Regions from separate parts of the Homo sapiens genome. Here region 1 is linked to region 2. The links are chromatin loops, found by intact Hi-C in ENCODE. Cell type or tissue: gastrocnemius medialis. All regions are shown on one strand. Links, peaks and the distances in the headings refer to the core of each region. The heading gives the core; the rest is flanking DNA. Region 1 overlaps LINC01455 (long intergenic non-protein coding RNA 1455). Region 2 overlaps LOC105379048 (a long non-coding RNA gene).

What was found. Peaks named below come from ENCODE experiments on the same cell type or tissue, not always from the same donor. Only the 100,000 strongest peaks of a DNase experiment are listed, where the experiment ranks them.
Region 1: a loop joins it to region 2, with 2.4 times the contacts of the local background. A loop is called at or near these places in 6 of 110 quality-filtered maps.

The regions. Positions count from the first base shown.
Region 1 is chr5:79,959,375-79,970,119 of GRCh38, reverse strand. It overlaps LINC01455 (long intergenic non-protein coding RNA 1455), which reads right to left. Exons shown (of 3, transcript NR_131226.1): 3 at 2,494-2,533. The region is part of intron 2 of LOC105379048 (a long non-coding RNA gene); the gene reads right to left. Among named protein-coding and RNA genes, the nearest start is that of MTX3, 27 kb to the left of the region's middle. In gastrocnemius medialis, for the core only: no CTCF peak of the experiment used is centred there; no DNase peak of the experiment used is centred there.
Region 2 is chr5:79,869,971-79,880,715 of GRCh38, reverse strand. The region is part of intron 1 of LOC105379048 (a long non-coding RNA gene); the gene reads right to left. Among named protein-coding and RNA genes, the nearest start is that of LINC01455, 61 kb to the left of the region's middle. In gastrocnemius medialis, for the core only: no CTCF peak of the experiment used is centred there; no DNase peak of the experiment used is centred there; H3K27ac peaks cover 2,180 bases.

The sequences.
Region 1 (10,745 bases), core at 1,065-9,064, 89 kb before region 2:
GTGCCTCCTATGTTCCAGGCACTGTTCTTGGTGTTCAGGATACATCAGTGAACAAAACAAAGACCTCTGCCTTTGTGATTCTTACACTCCAGCAGAGATGACAGTTGATAGTGAACCTAATAAATAAGCAGATTGCATCACATAATAGGAAGTGATATGTGCTATGGAAAAAGAAAAAAGTAAAGCAGGGCAAGGAGGCTGGGACCACTGGGGCTGGGGCAAGTGACAGTATGAAATATGGCAGGATAAGTGGCATTGGGAAGATGGCATTTGAACAAAGCCATGAAAGAAGGGTGGGGCTGGCCTCTAGTATCCGACAGCATTCAAGGCAGAGGGCACACATAGAGCTTGTCTGGCATGTCTCAGAAACAGCAAGGAGGCCAGTGGTCAGGAGCAGAGTGAGCAGGGGAGACCACGAGATGAGGTTGAAACTCAGGGGAGGGAGCAGACCAGGTAGGAGCTTGAAGGCATTTTTAAGGCTTTGGCTTTTACCCTGTGTCATTGCAGTTTTTGAGTAAAGAAGTGATGCCACTGATTACTTTTTAAGAAGGATTACTTGAGCTATGGTTCTGGTGCTAGACAAGGGTGTATAAGCAGGAAGAGAAGCTGGGAGTATATTGTAGTGACTTTGAGCCAAGAGTTGGTGGATCAGGATGGTAGCAGTGGAAAGGTAGGAAGAGAATGGATTCTGGGTGTACCTTGCAGACACTATCAACAAGATTAGATGTGGATTGTGAGAGAAAGAGAGAAAGATGACTTCAAGATTTTTGGCATGAGCACTGGCTTAATCAAGTTGCTATCAACTGAGATAAGGAAGGCTATGAGTAGAACAGTTTTTGAAGGGAGATGAGGAGTTCCATATTTGACACATTGAGTTTGAGATGTCTATTGAACATCCAAGTGGAGATGCTGAGTAAGGCTGGAGACCAGGAGGTACTAACTGAAGAGTTGTTAGGGTAAAGGTGTTATTTAATACCATGAGACGGGATGAGACGATCAAGGGTTTAAGTTATAGAGAAGAGGACTAGGAACTGAGCCCTGAGGTATTCTGAACACTAAGAGACCATGGAGAACACCAGCAAGGAAGGCTAAGCCCAATGAGGTAGGAAAAAAATGGAAATAATGTGTTATTCTTGATGCCAAATGAAGAATGTGTGTCAAGGAAGAGGTGGTGATTTGCTGCACTGAATGCAATTGATGGATCATGTTAAATGAGGACTGATGCCTGACCATTGGATTTAGCAAAATGGAGGTCATTGGTGACCTTGACAAGCAGTTTTGATGGAATGGTGGGGGCATAAGTCTGATAGGAATAGGTTCAAGAGAGACTAGGAAGAAAGAAATTGGGAAGAGAGAGAAGAAAAAAATGATGAATATGATAATTATAAACAGCATAAGAAGTCTGGGGAAGATACCTAGAGGTAAAAATGCCTTCCCCTGGGTCCTCCAGCTCACATCAAGGAGGCAGCCACTTATTTATTTATGTATAGCTGGAAAGCAAATTAATGTGCAGCAGCAGTGTTAAGCTAGGTCACTGGGAAATCTTCCCCATTAACGGAAATCCACATGGGGTTTAACAGGGTTTGTTGAGGGACTTCTAATTTATTACAAAAATATTGCTGTTTGAAACATGGGCTTTCTGTCACAATGATGAGCTAAATTATTTTAATAAATAGGGTCTAGCATATTAATACTTCTATACTTAGTTAAGCCAGGTGATGTGGAGACCAAATCAATCACTGGGGTATTTTCTTCTTTGTGGAGGATTTTAGCTTCTGTGGTTTAGGTAATAGATTTTTTTTTCTACCCAGGCCTGGGACCTAGAGTGCATATGAAGTAAGTCGCATCTTTATTTTCCACTTGAGCTAATTAATGACTGCATGCATTCATCAGGAGACAGGATGAGAACATATTTGAAAATTAAAGGGTTATCCCTACAGAAGACATTGAGGGTGCTGCATGGAGCATAAGGATGGATTAGGAAAAATGTAATATTTTAAGGGCACAGAATAGTCTGAACAAAAGCAGAGGCCATGGCGTCATCCTCTCTCTTACCTTCTCTAACTAGTCAATCACCTCATCCTGTCTGTTTCTTGCTGTGGTCATTACTTAAATTGGAACCGTTGGCCTCCCCCACAGTCCTGGTTTGTCTTTTCTTTGCCTTTGTGTTGCCTTTTCTTTCCTGGGTTACTGTTACAGATGCACCATTGGCCTCTCAGCTTCTGGATTTGCTCCTTTTCAATGCATTTTCTACCTTGTTCAACAAAGATCTTTCTCAAATACGAAATAATCGTGCTTCACTGTTGCTTAACACTTTGAATGGCTCCTTACTGTTATCAAGTTTAAACTCCTATGACAGCTTATAAGACATTTCATCACCTGGTTCTAGTTTATGCCCCACCTTCTGTCTTCGCCATTGAAGATCCAGCCATGAAACTACTCATATCTCCAAATTCTCCAGACTTTCTTTTAAATCTTTGGATCAGAGATTCCAATGAGGGATAGGAGAAGCCATAAAATCAATGTAACAGGGCTAAACAGAAAATTAGAGTTTTAAGCTCCATTAAAATAGAAATACAAGGATGTCCTTTGTTTGAATATTCCTTATATTCAAATTATACCAGATGTTTCTATTTCCACTTGTCTAATGCATGTGCATAACAGCACTGCACATAAACCAGTAGTTGGCCCCTCATTCTCCACTTGGCTTTCGGAACTCTCATGGTCAGTCTTTGGCCCTGTATTCACACTTTGCTCACTCTACACACTCTTCCTTGCTTGCCTTTCCAATCCCTGGGCTTCAAATGTTGCCTGTATTTGGAAGTCTTACAGATTGACATCTCCAGCCCAGGGATCTCTTCTGAGATCAGACTCCTGCCCAAAGAGAGATGTCCAAGAGGTCTGAGCAATCTCAAGCCTGTATCTAAGGCTAAACTGTGATCTTCAGTCCATCAAAGTCTCTTTTTCTGCTAGTCTTTCCCATCTCAATAAATGTCACCTGTATCGCTCCATTGCTCAAGCCAGAAGCATGGAAACTTACCTCTTTTTCAGTTTGTAAGTAAACCGACATGCAGGCAATGTTTGAAATGTTTTATGCATGTTAACTTGTTTAATCCTCATAACAAATCTTCAAGGTAGCTACTATTATTATCACCCACTTTTTAGATGAGGAAACCAAGGCACAGTGAGGTTAAGTAATTTGCCCAAGGTCACATAACTTACTAATGGAACTGGGATTTAAACTCAGACAATCTAGCTTCAGAGTTCATGTGCTTAACCTCTACCCCAACTGTTATTCTTAGCACCTTTAATTCACCCTACATAGAAACAATCAAAGTGCAATCAGTTCTGGCTCCCAGAATCTCCTGAATTCATCAACAGTCATAGGCGTCATAGTCTTTTGCTGCAAGTATCATAATAACTCCACAGGGATCTCCAGTTCCGTCCTTGTCCTCCCGCAACTCTCCAATCCCAGGCATTCTTCCCAGAGAAGCCAGATCTTAGCTTTGATGTAATTTTTTCCCCCGATTGGGAATCCTTCCTTGGCTCTCATAACTGAATCACATCCCCCCAGTTATTTTCCGCAGAACATCCTATTGTCTTCTTTCATATTAAGTTTTCTAATTTAAAATGCTGCATCTGTGTTTTACATTTTTTAAAGCAAGCACCATGACAGCAGGGATTTGATTTTATTTTCTGCTATCTACCGAGTCCCTAGCACAGAGCTTCGCACATAGTAGGTACTTAGTAATATTTGTGAACAGTTGGATGAATGAGTCCCTAATAATAAGTAAAAAGTGACTGTATAATTTTTATTTTATGTATTAAAATGAAGGTACAGTGATACCTTTTTATAATGAACTAATGAAAGGAGGCTCATGAATTAATGAAAAATATATAACATATGACTTTTAAAAACTACAATGCAGTTTTATTGTTTCAATGAAGAACATTGTATAATTTGGTTATGCATGCCACCCATTGCTTCTAACCCCACACTCCTTTCTAAGAGATTCCATCCATACTCTCACACCCCTAGCTCAGCTCATTGGACCAGGGATGGAAACTGACCCAAGCTGGGCAAATTAGATTCTCCCTGTTCAGAATTTAGAATCAGGAAACTGAGAAACAGATCTTTAAAGTAACTGCATTCATCTATCTGTCAAATGTTTTTCAAGAATCTAGAATGAGCTGATTATTGGAGATATGATGAGGAAGATACCTTGAAGGTTTTTACAATCATCTGAGAAAACTGATGAATAAAGCTGCTGCTGAAATTCAGAGTGTTGAGTGCTGTGATATAGGTAATATAGGATGTAAGTACTATAGAAGCATATAGGAGAGGTCCCTTATTCAATCTTGGGAAGGATGAGAAGCTTCCCAGGGGAGGTGATATCTTAGATGGAAGAAAGCTTTATAGATCCAGGGGAGAGTGGAGGTGAGGGGGATGGCATTCTAATCAGATGGAACAGAAAATGCAAACAGTGCATTCAGTCTGGTGTGCAAGAGTTATGCTGAGGGTGGAATGTGGTCTCCATCATGAAGGCCCTTGTCAGCCTAAGCGAAGTGTGGGCTTTATCTTGAGGGCAATGAGAGTCCTGAACAATTTGTTGTTGTTGTTGTTGTTGAGACAGAGTCTCACTCTGTCGCCTAGGTTGGAGTGCAATGGCGCGATCTCGGCTCACTGCAACCTCCACCTCCTGGGTTCAAGCAATTCTCCTGCTTAGCCTCCCAAGTGGCTGGGATTACAGGCACCCACCAGCATGCCCGGCTAATTTTTTTTTTTTTTTTTTTTGTATATTTAGTAGAGACGGGGTTTCACCATGTTGGCCAGGCTGGTCTCGAACTCCTGACCTCAGGTGATCCACCCGTCTCAGCTTTCCAAAGTGCTGAGATTACAGGCATGAGCCATCATGCCCGGCCCTGAACAAGTTTTTTTAGCAGAGGAGTGACACGTTCAGATTTGCATTCTAGAAAAATTTCTGTGGTCTTAGCAGGAGAAAGGTTTTAGAAGCAGATGGATCAGTTAAAAGATTGCTATAGAAATTTGGACAAGAAAGGATGATGGCAGGAATAAGTTGACAACAGTGGGAAGAGACAGGGTGGATGTTTAAAGTGATATTTAGGATGATGATGGGAAGGGAGAGAGGAATTAAGCATAAATTCCAGGTTTAAGGCTTAGACTAGCAATAGATAGTGGAGTCACCCACTAAGACAGGATACACATGAGGGAGCTCAAGGAAGAGATTGAGGCTGGAGACATAAACATGAGCATTATCTGCATATAGTTAATTCAAACCTTTGGGTGAGTTTGTGGAGTGAGAAAAGAAGAGGTTTATGGATGGAACCCTAAGTAACTCCACCTTTGAAGTAGCTGGGTGAGGAAGAAAAACCCACAAAAGAGCTTGAGGAGATGCGTCCAGGGAGCCCATTGGAAATACAAGGAAGAGTGAAGTCACAGAAACCAATGGATGAAAGCTTTTCTAGAAAGTTCTAAACAGTGTCAGTGCTCTCACAAAAGGACCTAAACAAGCACAACTCCAAATGTAATTAACTGCTTGTGCATATCTAACAAACATGAATATTTCTCTTAAGTAAGCATTATTCTCAGTAATCTTATTCACAGCCTCGATTTGCTTGTCTCAAGAATGCTTTGAAAATTCTCTAAGAGTGAAGTCTGAATTCGTGAAGGTTTTCCAAATTTGGTTTTCAAATGTTATTACGTGTCGGTTCGTGAAGTGCATTTGAATGTCAGAGTTGAGAATGTGGAAAAAAGTAGACATAAGGAAACTTATTTTAAAAATGTTTTTCAACTTTAAGGAAAGCATCTAACAACCCACTACGTTTAGCATTTCATGTGTGTTTATGACCTGTCAAAAACTGCCAGAAATTTACTTGTGAGCAAGAAGTAAAAGATGTTGCCTGTTTGTTATCTTTCAGAGCGTCCAAATTCTGAAAGCCACTTTGCAACCCAAAAAGAACTTTCCTTCATCAGTGGACATATGTCAAAGAAGAGAAACATTAGTAATAGGATCCAGGCCATGTAATGTTCATTAAACAATTAGATGCTGGTGCCAGTGTGTAATCGCTTTTTTCCATTTTATTTTCAACAGTTTGAGTGTTCCTAAGAGGCTTGCATGGGATTGAATCTGGTACTTTCATCAGAATTTTAGTGTATTTTCAGTATTGGTAACATCTCCTCTCTCCTACTTACACTTTGCAACAGACTCTCCTGGGTCTGATTTGTGCTCCTTCTTCTGAATGTTTAGTCAATTTAATATACACAGTGGAAATATTCTGAAAAAAAAAAAAAAATGCTAGGTTTCCAGCAGAGTCATTTCAAAGATGAGGTGTTGTTTAAAAACAAAACCATACCATCTATCACAATTACAAGGCAGGAAATACAATGCTCTACAATGTTTAATCAGAGCTTTTCTTAAGGACTCTTGTTTTCTCAGCCTTACAAGCACCATAAACTTCTCTGAAGATGATTTTGTGGCATCCCTCTGAAGCTTAAAGTCCTGGAAAAACTGAACAATGTTTACCGAATGCTTTTCATTTAAAACTGTTTTGTTGAATCATTATTGAAATGGAAAAGAAAGTGTAATACGAAGCATTCGTGGTCAATGCTACCTATTCCTGGGTCCAGGACAGAAGGCCTGCGTCTAGCCAAATGCCCAGGATAGAGTACGAGCACAGGCTCTCTTATCTCCTTCTGGGTGAACACGAGGGGTACGAGGGCAGGTGGCAGAGGGCGTGAATCCCAGTCCACAAACACAAGGTTGACGAGTTTTCTTTTGTTTTCTGTAACAACTTAATTTATAATGCCAAGCTCTTATTTCTTCTGGCTGGCAGAAAAAATAAAAAATAAACAAAAAAATGCATAACCTCAGTTTTCCCAGGAGTCCCTCGCCCGTGGTTATTAACGCCAGAGTTTCTGGAGCTCACGCAGTGCCAAGGCCTCTGGGGTGAGGCCCACCTGGTCCTCGCTTCTCTGTCTACAGATCCCTGAGACAGCCTTGCCCTTGCCTGGCTGTCCTGACCCCTCAGGTCTAGTCACTCTGTGCTGTGGCTCCCGGGTCCCCAAGCATCTCTGCTGAGGCCGCCTTTGAGTCATGCTGACATCACTCTCCCAGGAAGCAGTGCTTGGTTCTGTGCTCCTGGAGCCCCATCTGTCTCTCTGTCACCTCTGCATTCACCTCCTGTTAACCAAATGGGATTTCTTTCTAGTTTGGGGAAATTGCTTCTTTCCTTCCATGTTTCTTCAGGACAATCTGTCTTTTGTTTTTTGTTTTTGTTTTTGTTTTCCATCGAATCCTCTTCTGCTGAGGGCTTAGGCTTTTGTTTCCAAAGCTTAGAAGCAAAGTCTTTGCTTTGTGCCTTGCTGCAAACCTCCTGTGAGGCCTGAGCACAGAGTCAGCTATTATCTGCTTGAATGGGAGGTGGCGGGTAGGGGCCGGTGCAGGAGGGCAAGAGAAAAAGCAGGGATAAAATGGATAAAATCACAATAGCTAGCTAGCTCGAAATATTATCCAGCCAGCACTCCACACACATACACCTCCCCTGACTACCCCTGGAATTTGGACACCCAGTGTCTGTGAGGAAATGCCACCTTGCTCCCTTGAGCCACACTTCCTGATTCTGTGGTTCCTGGAGTCTGTGGGTTTTCATATACAGACATGTCCACCATGGAGCCCTGGGAGAGAAACTTCCCTTTAACTGAGAAAGGAGAAGGAGCCCTGGAGAGTCATTCAGTAGCAGGACCAAAAAAAGAGCCACACATCTGAGCACAGCACTCCACCATGTGAACCATTCTGATCCAGCACCCCCGGGGCTTACATGCACTGGATGGGAGGAGTATAGGGAGAAACAGAACAAACTGTAACCCCAGAGTGGGCCCAAGGAAGGCCGCTGCCGGCCTGCACCTTCCCACCTCCACCATCCACACACAAAATGAAACACACAAAAGGGCAGGGTACAGAAGGTTGAGTTCTTTCCCCTCCAGCCAGAGAGAGACCTGGGATGAGCAGGGACATCAAGGGCTTGTAAGTAGCTGGAGAAGGGAGGAGAGATGGCCCAAGGTCAACTAGAGGTCACAGGCAGTGTAGCGCCATCCCAGAGCTTTATCAGATTGACAGGCGCTCTGGAGCGGGAGCTCCAGACAGCATCATCTAGGTGATCAGGAGGCCAGCAGAGCGGGCTAGGGAAGGGCAAGCAGTGGCATGAGTTATGTGTGCTGCAACCTCCTGCCACTGCCACTGGGGTATTCCCAGAGATACAGAAGAAAGGCTGAGGGAAGAAGTTCTGTCATTGTGTAGGTGGGGAACGGGCTAGAGAGGCGGATCTTATTTTAGCAGAATTAGGGGCAAACTGCTAAAGAACCTTAACAAAGATCTGTAAGCTAAACGGAGCCAGGGCAGTTACAGAGCTCCCCATCCACATCCATATCTCCACATCCGTATTTTAATCCACATGCCATAGTGGAATACGATGAGCCTTCTACCAAGGTGAACCCAGGTTTAAATTCCACATCTGACATTTCCTAGTTAAGAAGTTTCTTTGGCAAATTGCACGATCTTGCTATGCCTCTTTTCTCTCATCTGTAAATGAGCATGATAATTTTTATAAAGTATCTAGTATATTACCTGCCACATAAGAAGCATCAAAGAAATCAGAATTGCTGTTGCTGTTATTAGTTTATCACTATTATCATCTGATTCCTTGATTTCACAAAGATCAGGGAAGGAACGTAGTGCAAAAAACCTCTTTTGAGTTTTGCTTTTAAGAGCCTACATTGCACCAGATAAGAGAGGAGAGAATATAATCAAATGTACAATGGATGACTTCTGCGAGACCTTGGACAAGTGGTCATTCTTTGTTCACTCACCAAAGTCACACACTTAGGTTGCCATAATTTCTCTGGGGGTATTAGGACAGTCTGCAAAAATGGTGGCATTTGCTGAACTTAAGCAGTGAACAGCTGTGCTGGGCTAGAAATAGCTTTTCAAACGATGAATTCCTTTGCCAAGTCAAAGGCACAGCTCACAGTGAGCTTGGAACCACAGAAACATATAATAGAGAGGTCTCCTTTTGGGGGTGACACCCAGCAATCTTTCACCTTCAAAACAGGGAGATGGCCAATTTCTAGAGCACATTCTTTGGCCTGTTTTGGAACAAAGACACAAGGAAAGATTCAAGGAAAAGAGAAGCCTTCATAATTTATTAAGGTGACACAGGTTCATCAAATCAAAATCCCAGCAGGAACTGTAAGTTATGAAACTTACAAAGCTTCTGGCTCCTACCTCCTCCGTTGCCTGTTGTCAAGGGCATTTGTGGACATAATAGCCAAATATCTGTCCCCAAAACCCAGGCCAGCTAAGGAAAGCAATACATTTGGTGGAAAAGCCATAAAAATAAAGACATCCTAGTAAAGTGGTTGGACTATTCTTGCTGCATTTTGACCAGAAAAGGGAGCTATGGAAAGATCCTGTCACTGTCTGTGATCTACTCACCATAAAATCATAAATCATAGACAATGGCAATGCAAGGACCTCAAAGGTATAGCTCTTCTCCTCTCTCTTGCACAAAGGCTTTAAGCTAATGTATGGCAGCTTCAGAACTAGAACCAGGGCTCTTAACTCCTAGCCAGAACCCTTACCACAACTTAGGCAGATGTCCCAGAGGTGGCAAGAGCACACATTTTCACAAAGTGCTCTAAGCTCATTAATGAAAAGTTGCCATTTAAACATCAATCAATATTTGCATCTGGGGATTAGGAATGAGGATAACAATGCACGTTGAGGCCAAAGGGACCAGGAGGCCAAAGGAATCTAGGCTGCCTCCAACTTCTGATCAGACTGAGCTCACAATTCATCTCCAAGTCATTTTCTTGGAAATTACATTACACTTCCATGCAGAAATGATGGTATAAATGGTGGTTCAAATTCCAAGGTCAGTTTAGAGAAGCTTATTTAACATACAACTTTGCCTGAAGTACCTGACTATTTCTGATATCCCAATTGCAACAAACCACCATTTGTAACTCTTTCATTCAAAAAAAGACAAATTCCAGGCCCCGAAGGCACTCAGATGGCAGCAACAAAGCTTATTCCTCAAGTGGTCACAGTTTCCCTTGCAGTTTTCTGGATTCCAGGGTCTTGGAATCAGGGGAATGAGTGGGAACTCTGGGACCTTGCTAATGATCTACTCTGCTGCCTCTAAACCCAGCCCTTGGATTGCACTTGTCACTGGAAATGGTCTCACTGGTCTAAAGTGAAATACAACATGTAAGTCTAGTTCAGAAAGTTTTTCATAAAGCAAAGTGTATTCCATTTAAAGAACCACCCTTGATTCTGGAGATACTTTTCTCACTTTCTGGTGTTGATAAAATAAAAACTTCAGCTGAATTAAATGTAAAGAAGTTTAATTGAGCAATGAATGATTCATGAATCGGGCAGCCCCCAAAATCACGGCGGATTCACAGAGACTCCAGCACAGCTGCGTGTTGGAAGATTTATAGACAAAAAAGGGGAAATGACGTCCAGAAATCGGAAGTGAGGTACAGAATGACTGCATTGGTTACAGCTCAGCGTTTGCCTTATTTGAATACAGTTTGAACACTCAGCAGTGTATAAATGGTTGAAGTATGGCTGCTGGGATTGGCCAACGCTTAGCTATGGTTACAGGCCCATACTCTTGAGTTAGGTTTTCAATCTTGTCTACCTACTAAGCTAGGTTGCAGTTCG
Region 2 (10,745 bases), core at 1,059-9,058:
TTCTTCATTATTTCCATGTTGCTATTCTAGAAAAGGCTTTATGGTTTATCTTGCAATAATCAAAAGGATCATGGGAAGGTTCTGCTCTCCTGACATTCCCAAAGCAATCTTCTCCCAAATTTGAATTTGAACCTAATTTGCATCCAGTCCTGTAGTTGCAAAGGAATCTGGGGAAAGTAGTCTTGAGCTGTCCAAGAAGACAACGTAGACAGCAGAGAAGGTAGGAATGGATGCTAAGTGCCCATTCACCATGCCCAACACACCTTTCTCCTGCCTTCTGTTAGAGTGTGATATTTTGGTTTTCCACCTAACCCTGTGCTGCCTTATCTTCTACCTGTTCTTTACATGTTGTTGTTACTCTGGACTCAAACCCATGCCTTTCTCACCTGTATTCTCTCTCTCTCAGCAATTTCATGCAGCAATATGTAAGGATTCCAAAATCATCATCTCCAGCCAGGCCTCTTTCTGTGTGGTACACATATCTCCAACTGCCTACTGGATCTCTGCTTAGATAGGTCTTAGGTACTTCAAACTGAACATATCCAACACCAGACTGAACACAGCCCCTCTCCAAACATGCCTGTCTCCTGATTTTCTATGGGGGCATGAAAAATGGTGACCTACATATACACCATGGAATACTATGCAGCCATAAAAAAGGATGAGTTCATGTCCTTTGTAGGGATATGGATGAAGCTGGAAACCATCATTCTCAGCAAACTATCGCAAGGACAAAAAAACAAACATCACATGTTCTCACTCATAGGTGGGAACTGAACAATGAGAACACTTGGTCAGAGGAAGGGGAACATCACACACCAGGGCCTGTTGTGGGGTGGGGGGAAGTGGGGAGGGATAGCATTAGGAGATATACCTAATGTAAATGACGAGTTAATGGGTGCAGCACACCAACATGGCACAGGTATACATATGTAACAAACCTGCACGTTGTGCACATGTACCCTAGAACTTAAAGTATAATAAAAAATATATACAATAAAATAAAATAAAAAAATAATAAAAAGAAAAATAGTGACCTAATCTGCCTAAATTCCCAAGCAAGAAACCTAGGAGTCATCCTTGACGACTCCTTCTCCTTCTTACCTCCCACATCTAGTTAATCACCAAGTCTTGAGAATTACACACATTAAATATCTCTCATATCCCAACCTGAACCCTTGAAAGGTATCACAACTGGTTTCCTTGCCTCCAGTCTTGACTTCCTTCAACTTGTTCTTCATATTGTATTCAGAAAACACTGTCAAAAACTTACATCAGATCTCATAAGACCATTGTGGCTGTCCATGTTCTTCCTATGCATCCAGGGCCATTAATATGGCTCTGAGGTTAACATTCAACTTGTGTTTATCTGCATGGTTAATGGTACTAGCTGCTTAAATAGTAAAATTCTCCTATGCTTTGGAACTACTTCCCCTATCTCCTCTCCACCCATTAACCAAAGAGTGAATGCTGAATCTACTCTGGTTGGTTGATGCTTGTGCCAATCAGTTTCCCCCAAAATATGGACTTCTAGGCACTGCCATTGGCTTCCACCATGAGAGGATTGCCTCATGCCCGTGTCTTGGTGTTTTCCCAATCCAGGTGGGTTTTGCTTGAGGATCACTGTGGTGGTGTTCAGCAGGCAAGCCCTATGCTCACCAAGCTCTAGGCCTTGTCCCAGTGAATTCACTTAACCAGAGCATTCCCAAATCCCATGGTAAAGGGATGACATTACCCCTGATAGGGACTCTGGTACCCTCCCAGGCTGTAGTCAGCTACCACAGGCCAGTGCTCCCTCAGAGTCGCCCTCACCTGGCCATATGTGGGAACATCAGCTTTTGTCGAACTTGGGCTCCTAGAGTACCCAGTGAAAATTGAAAGAGCAAATAAGTGCATATTAATATGCTTCCTACAGGTCCTGGTCAGGTGCCGGGCAGAGTTCAGGAATGATGGGCACTCTCGAGAAAGACAGGCACCCATAAGGATGGTCTGGAGACCAGTGAGAAATTCTTCTCTGTTGAATTACTCCTACATTTATCAGAAGAGCTTGGATACCTGATGGTCATCTGTCCTGGGCATTTACAATATTAATTTTATTACTAAAGGGGAGAGCTAATGGGAATAGAACGCCAGCTGTGTTCATTCTAGATGTATATTAATTCAGTGGAACACCACAGATACCATAATTTCCATTTTATGCATGAGAAAACCGCAGTGCAGGGAGGTTATCTACAGCCTGAGGGGCTGAGCCAAAATACTGAACTGGCAGCTCAGTACGTAATTGCCCACTAGAGCCTCTCATCTAGCCTAAGGAGTAGGTGAAACTCAAGCATGTGATTCCAATATACCATTTTCATGACTTAGTCAATATAAAGATATTGAATAGATAAAAATCTAAGGCAGTATTACAAGCGCTAGGAAACTTTGTTAATGCAATGGCTGTTATTTCAGCAGATGCTGAGAGAAAATTAAGCATCTTGAAAAATACCATTGAAGTTAAGTGGATTCTCCACTTCCTGAGTCTGCGTGTTACTTAATGTGCAGCAATTTAATGGGAAAATCATTGGAAAAGTTTTCTCATGGCTCAGGGGCATCATTTATCTAGTGGCAGTTACATCAAAGAAAAAAAAAATCACATCTATAAACAATTTGTAGTATTACTTAAATCTCTTGGAAAGGAAGACATTGAATAATATCTATAATTTAGCAAATTTAGAGAATAAAATGGAACACATTTTATAATTACATTTAAGATAAATGTAATAGTTTATGAAATTATATCCACGTGTCAGCTGTTAAATATTTTTGTCTTGCCCCTGCCTATCTCTCAAGCCTTCTCTGGTGATTCCTCCTCTCATCCTGGGCTTCAGCAATTCTGTAAGCTTCGGTTCTTGAGAGTCCTCCCTTTTCTTGGAACATTCTTCTCCCTACATCCACAATGCTGAGCATCAGCCCAGGCTCACTTCCTCAGGGTGAGTATCTTTGCCCTTTGGAATAAATCAAGTACCCTTACTGGATATTACAGAACCCTCTGGATGTCTCCCAGCAAAACCTTATTGCCACTGGCTATTAATGTAATCACTTATTCTGGGCCTGTTCTTCTTACCAGACTCTAGGTCCCATGAGGGCAGAGGCGACCGCAGTCCTACTCCCTGCTGCATCTCTAGGGCCCAGTCAGGGGCCCTGGACATACTAGCTGCCCCAAAGCTATTTTCTGAATAAAAAGCTGCATTGCGGCCCATCAAAACACTTTACATTTGCCTTTAAGTTAATAGCACGTGTAGGTTGGGCACAGTGGCTCACGCCTGTAATCCCAGCACTTTGGGAGGCCGAGGCGGGTGGATCACTTAAGGCCAGGAGTTCAAGACCAGCCTGGCCAACGTGGTGAAATCCCGTCTCTACTAAAAATACACACACACACACACACACATACACACACACACACACATAAAAGCATGTATAGATATTTTTAAATTGACTAACAAATTTTTGCAGTCAATCATTTGAAAGTTAAGTTCAAATGATTTTCTAAAAAGATGTAAATTGGGGTTGAAACCCAAGGTTCTCGGCTTCCAGGAATTTTTCTCTAGGGATAGTTATTTAACTGACCGAGCAGCACCCCTCATTATTCTTGGATTTTCCCATACTTGCCAGGGTCTTACTCTCCTTTCTCTTCCTACAATTCATCATCTTCAGAATCTCTACATATGGGCCTGAGCAGACCCCTCATATTGGTTTGAGTTGGACACCATTTTGATCATTAGACCTTTGTTTGCTGTTTGGTGGTTTTTTGTTGTTGTTGTTGTTTTTCAGAAACACGCAAATGTTGTGTTTGATCTGTGGTTAAACACTTCTTGAACACTTCAGACCTCGGCTTCTTGGTGATCTCATAAATTTTCCACAGACTGTGTGTCATTCACAACCTAAGGATCTGGAAGGAAACCCAGCTTTAAAATGCACTTCCCAGTGATTTCAGCCTGAAAGGTGATATGTCTGTTTTTCTAACATCTCAAAGTCACTGGAATGTGCATTGGCAATGTTTCTAGACCAGATTTCTGGGGAACTGGCTCATTTGTCTGAGAGACACAGTTAAGTTAAAGACACTAAAATCTCAATTCTCTTGGCTACTTCACTTCAACTACACAGATGGCTGCTTTGGAGACTAGCATATATATTAGCTGAGATAAACAGGAATATGTCCTGGCAGAAGAGTATTGTCCAAGTGATATTAGAAGCAAAGCTTCTGAGAATGTCATTAAGAATATGTCCTTTAAGTGGTGAGACCATTGGTTGATGTAACTCAACATTCATTCCTTTATTCACATGTATTTCCTGCACAGAGGCTGCAGGCCAGCCTCTCTGCTAAGCTACATGAATCAGGCACAATCTCTACCCTGGAGAATTTTATAGTCCAGTTGAGCAGACAAACAATTATAGTGCAGTGGTAGCTTTGTGTGTGTGCTTGGTACAGCAGGCTTTGGGGGCACAGAGTGAGGAGTGACCACCCCTGCCCTAGAGGATTCAAGAAAGGCTTTCTAGAGGAGGCTTTGAACTGGATCTTGAAGAATAAGTGGTAGTTTACCACTCTTGGGAAAAAGTGGCAAGGGAACCTAGAAGCAACGGCATGGCAAAGACACAGACTCAAGAAAGAAGACTCACTGTTCCAGAAATATTTAGGAGCTTGATGTGGCTGGAGCACAGGTCCTCTGGGGGCAGCAGTAACATTTTCATGGGAACATGGTAACTTGCTCTTCATAGGCTGATCCTAGTGACCATGACATCTAATATCTGTGAATTTATCTGACCTATTCTCGGACCCATTTTTTACTTCCATGCAGAACACCTAATGGGGGTAATGGGTTCCACTTACAGGCTACAGGCTGTGTAAAGATCTATTTCCTTTCAGTTGTCCTAAAATACTTCCTTAAATGATCACCAACAGGGTCATTTTTCCCTCTTTTTATAATTGCAGTGTTTTGGCACTCCTACCTAATCCCCAGGCATCCTATAGATAAAGAATGGATGTGAAAGGCACCACTGAAGCCCTGGCTGGGGCAGCCATGCCCACCTAAAGGCCAAAACCCACCCCCGCTCCACCTTCCACCTCACACGCACAGGCCGCATGCTGCCTTTTTGTAACTCTTTTTCTCTCTGATGACCTCCCTTGATGTTAATGTTATTCTTTTATTTTTAAAAAAATAAAACAAAATCCCCAATGCATTAATGTGCAATGAGAACTAGATCTGCCAAGTGACTCACAGCAGCCCGAGCAGGACAGTCTCCCCATGCAGCTGGGAAGAATCTGAGCCTCGGCTGCTGATTAGAAGGATGGAGCTGGTGAGCGGCATCGGGTGCCGGCAGACTGCAGCGTCCATTGCCGCAGTAACAACACTCCTGGCACCTGGGCTTCTCCCCAGTCAGGACTGGGATTGGCCCTGCCAAGGTGACACTCTGGAGAGCCACCTTCTTCTGATACCTGTAAGGATATAAATGTTAGGGAAGGACAAAGCTTTTATAGGTGATCTACAAGATGGCTTTACAAAAAAGTTCCTTTGGGACTTTGTCCTGAAACAGGAAGCTTTTAGCCAGAGCCATTCTGGAATTTTAAAAAGAAGGGACAGGATTCTAATCTCAAACAACCCCTGGAATCAACTTTTGACTCCTCCTGTCTGACTTTTCCTCCTCCTGCTGGGACAATAGAACTTGCCCGGCTCTACCCAGGGCCCTTTCCCTTTTTTCTTTCCTGGCCTCTTGGCTCAGCTCACCTCCCGCTTCTCATCCTCCCTGAGCGATGTCACACATGCCCATGGCAGGCAGGAGAGGAGAGAGGTTGGATAAGGAACACGGTGCAAGCCTGACTCCACATGAAGGAGAGATGGGAGGAAGGATGGAGAGAAACACTGTAGACCACCCAGCAATGTAAAGAAGCTCAGCAGCGTTATGGGGGTGTTCTTGAGCAAAGGTGGCCATCAGAGTTGTCCTGGCTTCCAAGGAACAGGCTGCCCTGGCACTCCCACCAACCTCAGCCATTGCCTTGGTGTAGCCTATGGGAAGCATGGCCTCCATACAGGCATGGTGATGGATTGCAGAGTGCAGCAGCTGGGCTCCTGGTCAATGAAGTTCCTCCATCTTGGAGGTCTGCGAGGCTCATACTCATGGCTGCCACACTGGAGGACTCCATGTCATCCTTGCCTGGCCAGCTTCTACTGTCTTCCAGGTCTTAGTTTAAATGTCACTTCCTTAGAGAAGCCAACCCTGACCTTGGGGTTGCCCAGGCCCCCCTGCTGTCTACTCCCAGAGCGCACACTTCACTAAAAGTTCCTGTTCAACTGACTCCTCCGATGCACTCTGCACTCCAGGAGAGCTAGGCTGAGTCCACAGTACTCGGCAGTACTTGGCCCCTAGAAGCCACTCAGTATGTATTTCTTGAATAAATGAATGACTAGTTGCTGGTGCTTGTGAGACAGCTCAAATTGTGCAACAACCTTGGCTTTAGGGAATATGCTTCTTCTGCAATGGATTGTTCCAGGTAAAAGCTTTGCCTTTATGGGGCATTTACAATTTTCAGGCTGAGTTTTCAGAACAACTGAAAGGACCCCTTGAGGGAAACATTTCAAATCAGGGCAATGTGCCTGAGCCTCTGTGGCTATTTCCCTAACTTTATGCCTTAGAATAGGGTCTGGAGCAAGAGAATTGGGGACAATGGAATCCGGTGAAAATCTACTTTCTAATCCTGCTTCGGGCACTAACAGGGTCTTAGATTTATTCTCTAAAACCGGTGTTCATACTGCTCTTTCTCCTTGGGTTAACAAGAGCCCTAAAAGACATGCAAGATGTAAACATGTTTTGGGCGTTTCTCAATGCCAGCCCAATCTCGGATTGTCTTGCTGTGGCTGTTGCTTGTGGACTACAGATTTCAGGGTGCAAGCAAGTAAGTGAAGCGAAGATGTGGATTGGGACATCAAGATTCCCCAAGATGTTTTGTGGGTGGCTGTGCCTTGGAAAATAACACAGGAATAAAGAGAAGATGGGGTTGCCTAAAGCAGATCAGAACTGTCTGACGAGTAAGGAGGGATGTGTAAGCCATGGAAGCTCATTCACATGATTTTACATCGGGTGTAAAAATAGCTGGAACCCTAGTTCCAGCTAATACTCTTCACTGGGAAAAATGTGGGCAGCTCTGTGGTAAGAAGCAGTACTTCCTGATAAAATCTGTCGATCCGTTTAAGATGCTCGGAACCCAGTCCCTCAAGATGTCTACAATGCCTCAGCCAAGTTGGCCAAGGCCCTAGAAAACATTACATGCTGCGGAGAACAATGTGTATTGGCAGAAGCCACTCTCATGCTCTGTGTACAGCTCAGTTCAACCTCAGATCACCACGGACAACCAGTGGGGGCCCCTCGCTGGTCCCAGAGCACCCACTGGAAGCACCTAGGGCAAGAGCACCTTTCTGGGTCCCCGAAGTTGCGTGGCACACTTGGAATAAATACAGGCATCAGAGAATCCAGAGAGACCCAGGTTCAAGGCCAGACTTCACCAAGTCAGTTCTAGGGCTTTGCACTATTTCCTTAAATATGACTTTTTCATCTGTCAAATGGAGCTACAGCAAAATCCCTCACAGGGTTGTGATAAGGATTTCAGATAATGTATGTCAAATATCTAGCCCACAGAAGAGTTCAATAAGTCAGAACTATTATTATTTTAACAAACTTGTGTTTGGATGCTGGTTTTGCCGCTTACTAGCTCTCTGATCTTGAGAAGTTTACTTAGCCTCATTGAGCCTCATTTTCCTTATTTTTAACAGGAGAAAATAGTACTTAACTTTCAGTAGTGTTATAAGAATTACAGTTAACGTAAGAAAGGTATCTGAGTATGTTCCTGGCACAGAGTAGTACTCAAAAAAAGTTATGTACTATCATTTTTTGTAAATCAAAACAGGAATGAAAATTATTCATGTTGGGTCATATCAAGCAAGTGTGCGCGAGGCTAACAAGCCATTTGAATTGTTCTGTGGGAAATAAACTCTCTTCCAAAACTGGCTGTCTCATTTCCCCAGGTTAGATGCGTTCTGAACCTAAGACTGACCCAGAACTTGGAAGGGTTGGGCCCTACCTACCCTCACTCCCTCTATGGGGCTCTCCTTCCTTTGGCCACTTTCCAAGGAGACATTTTCTCCTCCAGCCCCAGGTCCCCTGAGGAGAGCTGAAGCAATAGGTCACTATCATTTAAACTGCTGCAGAATTTGCAGACCGTGAGACTCCTGTCTCTCCCCACTCTGCCTGGCTCATCCCCAAGAAGAAAGGAAGCCAGAGGTGGAGGAGGTTATAAAACCATTTTATATCCATCCTGTTTTTAATTGATTTCACAGCAGGAGAAGAAAAACCAGAGTGTTTCCCACATAACCTTTCTATGCGGGAGTTCTCTTCTGGTCAGGAAACTCATCTGGGAAGAGCCAGAGTCCATCTGTGTGTTCTCAGTTGTCTTCCTGCAGCCTGTGAACCCTGATTCTGTTAGTGCCCTCCATGAGGGCTGCTCCTGTGTGTCCCTGGGCACCCCCTTTACACATCCCCTTGGGGGCAGAGGCAGCCCTTCCTTGGCTGTAAGCTGCCCTGGTCTCCAAATGGGTCAACCTTTTCCATTTAATGTGCAGTGCACATGCCCCTGGGGCCTCCCGGTCCCTTAGATCTCTTAGATCTCCATGCTCTTGGCTCAGACCCACAACTCATGACCTGCAGGAGCCCAGAGTCCTCCGGAGATTTCTGTGGATTCCTGGGAGGAGGCAGGGGTGGCTAACATTATATAGGCCTCTCAATTTTTCTGCATCTTGGGGCAGGAACTTGGTCCCCAAAATGGTGCATGAAGTATTTTTTGTGAGGACTTGGTTGTGGAGAGTGGTCACAGAATGCACTGCGGATAAAACAATGAAAACATGCATGTTTGATACTTCCACTCTTAGAAAACGGTTCAGCCATCCAGCCATGAGTTGGGGATGCGGAGCGATACTCTGTCTTTGTTAAATATTTTTAAACATAAACGCTGCCTCTAGGGAGGGGAACTGGGTGAGGAGGAACAAGGAGCCAGAATACATATCTTTTTAACTTTCTGGATTTTGCACTATTTACACATATAACTATTATGCATGCATGCATACACACATATACCGTATCCCATGTATATTTATGATATCCCTTATGCTGTCTCCCTGCTTCATCTGCAATGTCCTAGCCCCTGCTCTCTGCTGAACCAATCTTTCAAGGGCTGACTTCAAAGAGTTTTCTCTTCTCATCTACTCAAGCCCTCATCTCTTCTATCCTCTCTGAACCCTGAGAGAATTTCCAGTGGGTCTTGCTAAGCCTGGGATCCACTCACAAACTGCCTCACAGTGTAACTCCGTTTCCTGAGAGCAGCGCTTGCCTCTAGTCATTTCTCCTTGGTGGAGACTCAGCACGTAGCTGAGTGAATGAATGAGAGGGAGAGGCAGAACGCGACAATTCCTAAGGAAAAGGGCACTGCTAAAACAAAATGCCCTTTGGAGCCTGCATGAAGCAGCTGGTATAAGCTCTCCCTACTCCCAGAACCAGTTGGAATGACGGAAGTGAGAAGCTGTCTGTCATGGAGCCCATTACTGTCTCTCTTCTGTTGTTATGAGAAGGCCAGTGGGTCTCTTCCAGGGGATGCATGTTGGACAAAGCCCCTCCAATAGGAACATGTAATTCTATGGACAAGCATGGGCTAGGTGTCTGAAATGAAGACTTTACCATTTTCTAAAAAAAAGATTAAGCAGAAAATATCCTATGAAATGAATAGTCTTACCCAAACCTTTCCTCTAAATAAGAACAAAGATAGCAAGTGAGAGAAAAAGGCCAAGGAGGCGAGAAGATGGAACAAAGGGAAGGTGAGAAGACCCCAAGGACAGAAGTCCTTCATTAAAAAGGCACTTTCCCTGGGTCGTGCAGGAAGACCACTCCTCTGTTTTGACAATAAAGCCCCAAAAGAAGAAGAGCACCCCCTCCCTACAGCTGAGCACCCTCTCGAGCAGGAAAGGTAGGGAGATTCCATTTCCCCTGAAGACCTAGACCTGGACCTCTCCTCCGCCATCATTTCCCACAGCCCCTTCATCTTTAAGTCCTGGGGCATCTCCCCACACTGAAACCTGGATGTCTGCTCTCGTAGCCTAACATAAAGTTTCATCTCTTTTAATGTTCAACCCCCCATCTGCCTGGGACTAGCAGAATAGCTGTCAGCCGCCCAGGTCTCCCTCCACCATGTCTGGGCATCTCCGAGGGATTTCATCATGCATCCCCTTGTAACTCCTTTCTCCAGGATGTGCTTTTCCCATACAGATTCACTGCAAGTGGGGACGTGACCCCCAGCCCCACCCCATCATTGATTCTGGAAACTTAATTCCCCAGCCCAGAGCAGATGGTGATGCTTCCTGAATATTTGGGGCATAACAGAAGTGGCTCACTATGTTCTTCCTGGAGCCCGCAGGCCCTAAAACCCCAGCCTCAGGACCACATCTAGCTCCTCTCAAGCTGTCCCATCTCAGCAAGAATCCTTCGAATAGACCAAACCAACCCTGGGTCTATACCCCCATCCCCTTTACACCAGAAAGCAGGAAGCATTGCCCCTGTCTCCTGGCCTAAGGCCTGCTCATGCTGCCCCAGGAAAACTGGCCCTGAAAACCCCCAAGTCTTTCAAGAGCAACCCTCTCTCTGATTCACCAGGGCCCAGATAAGACAAC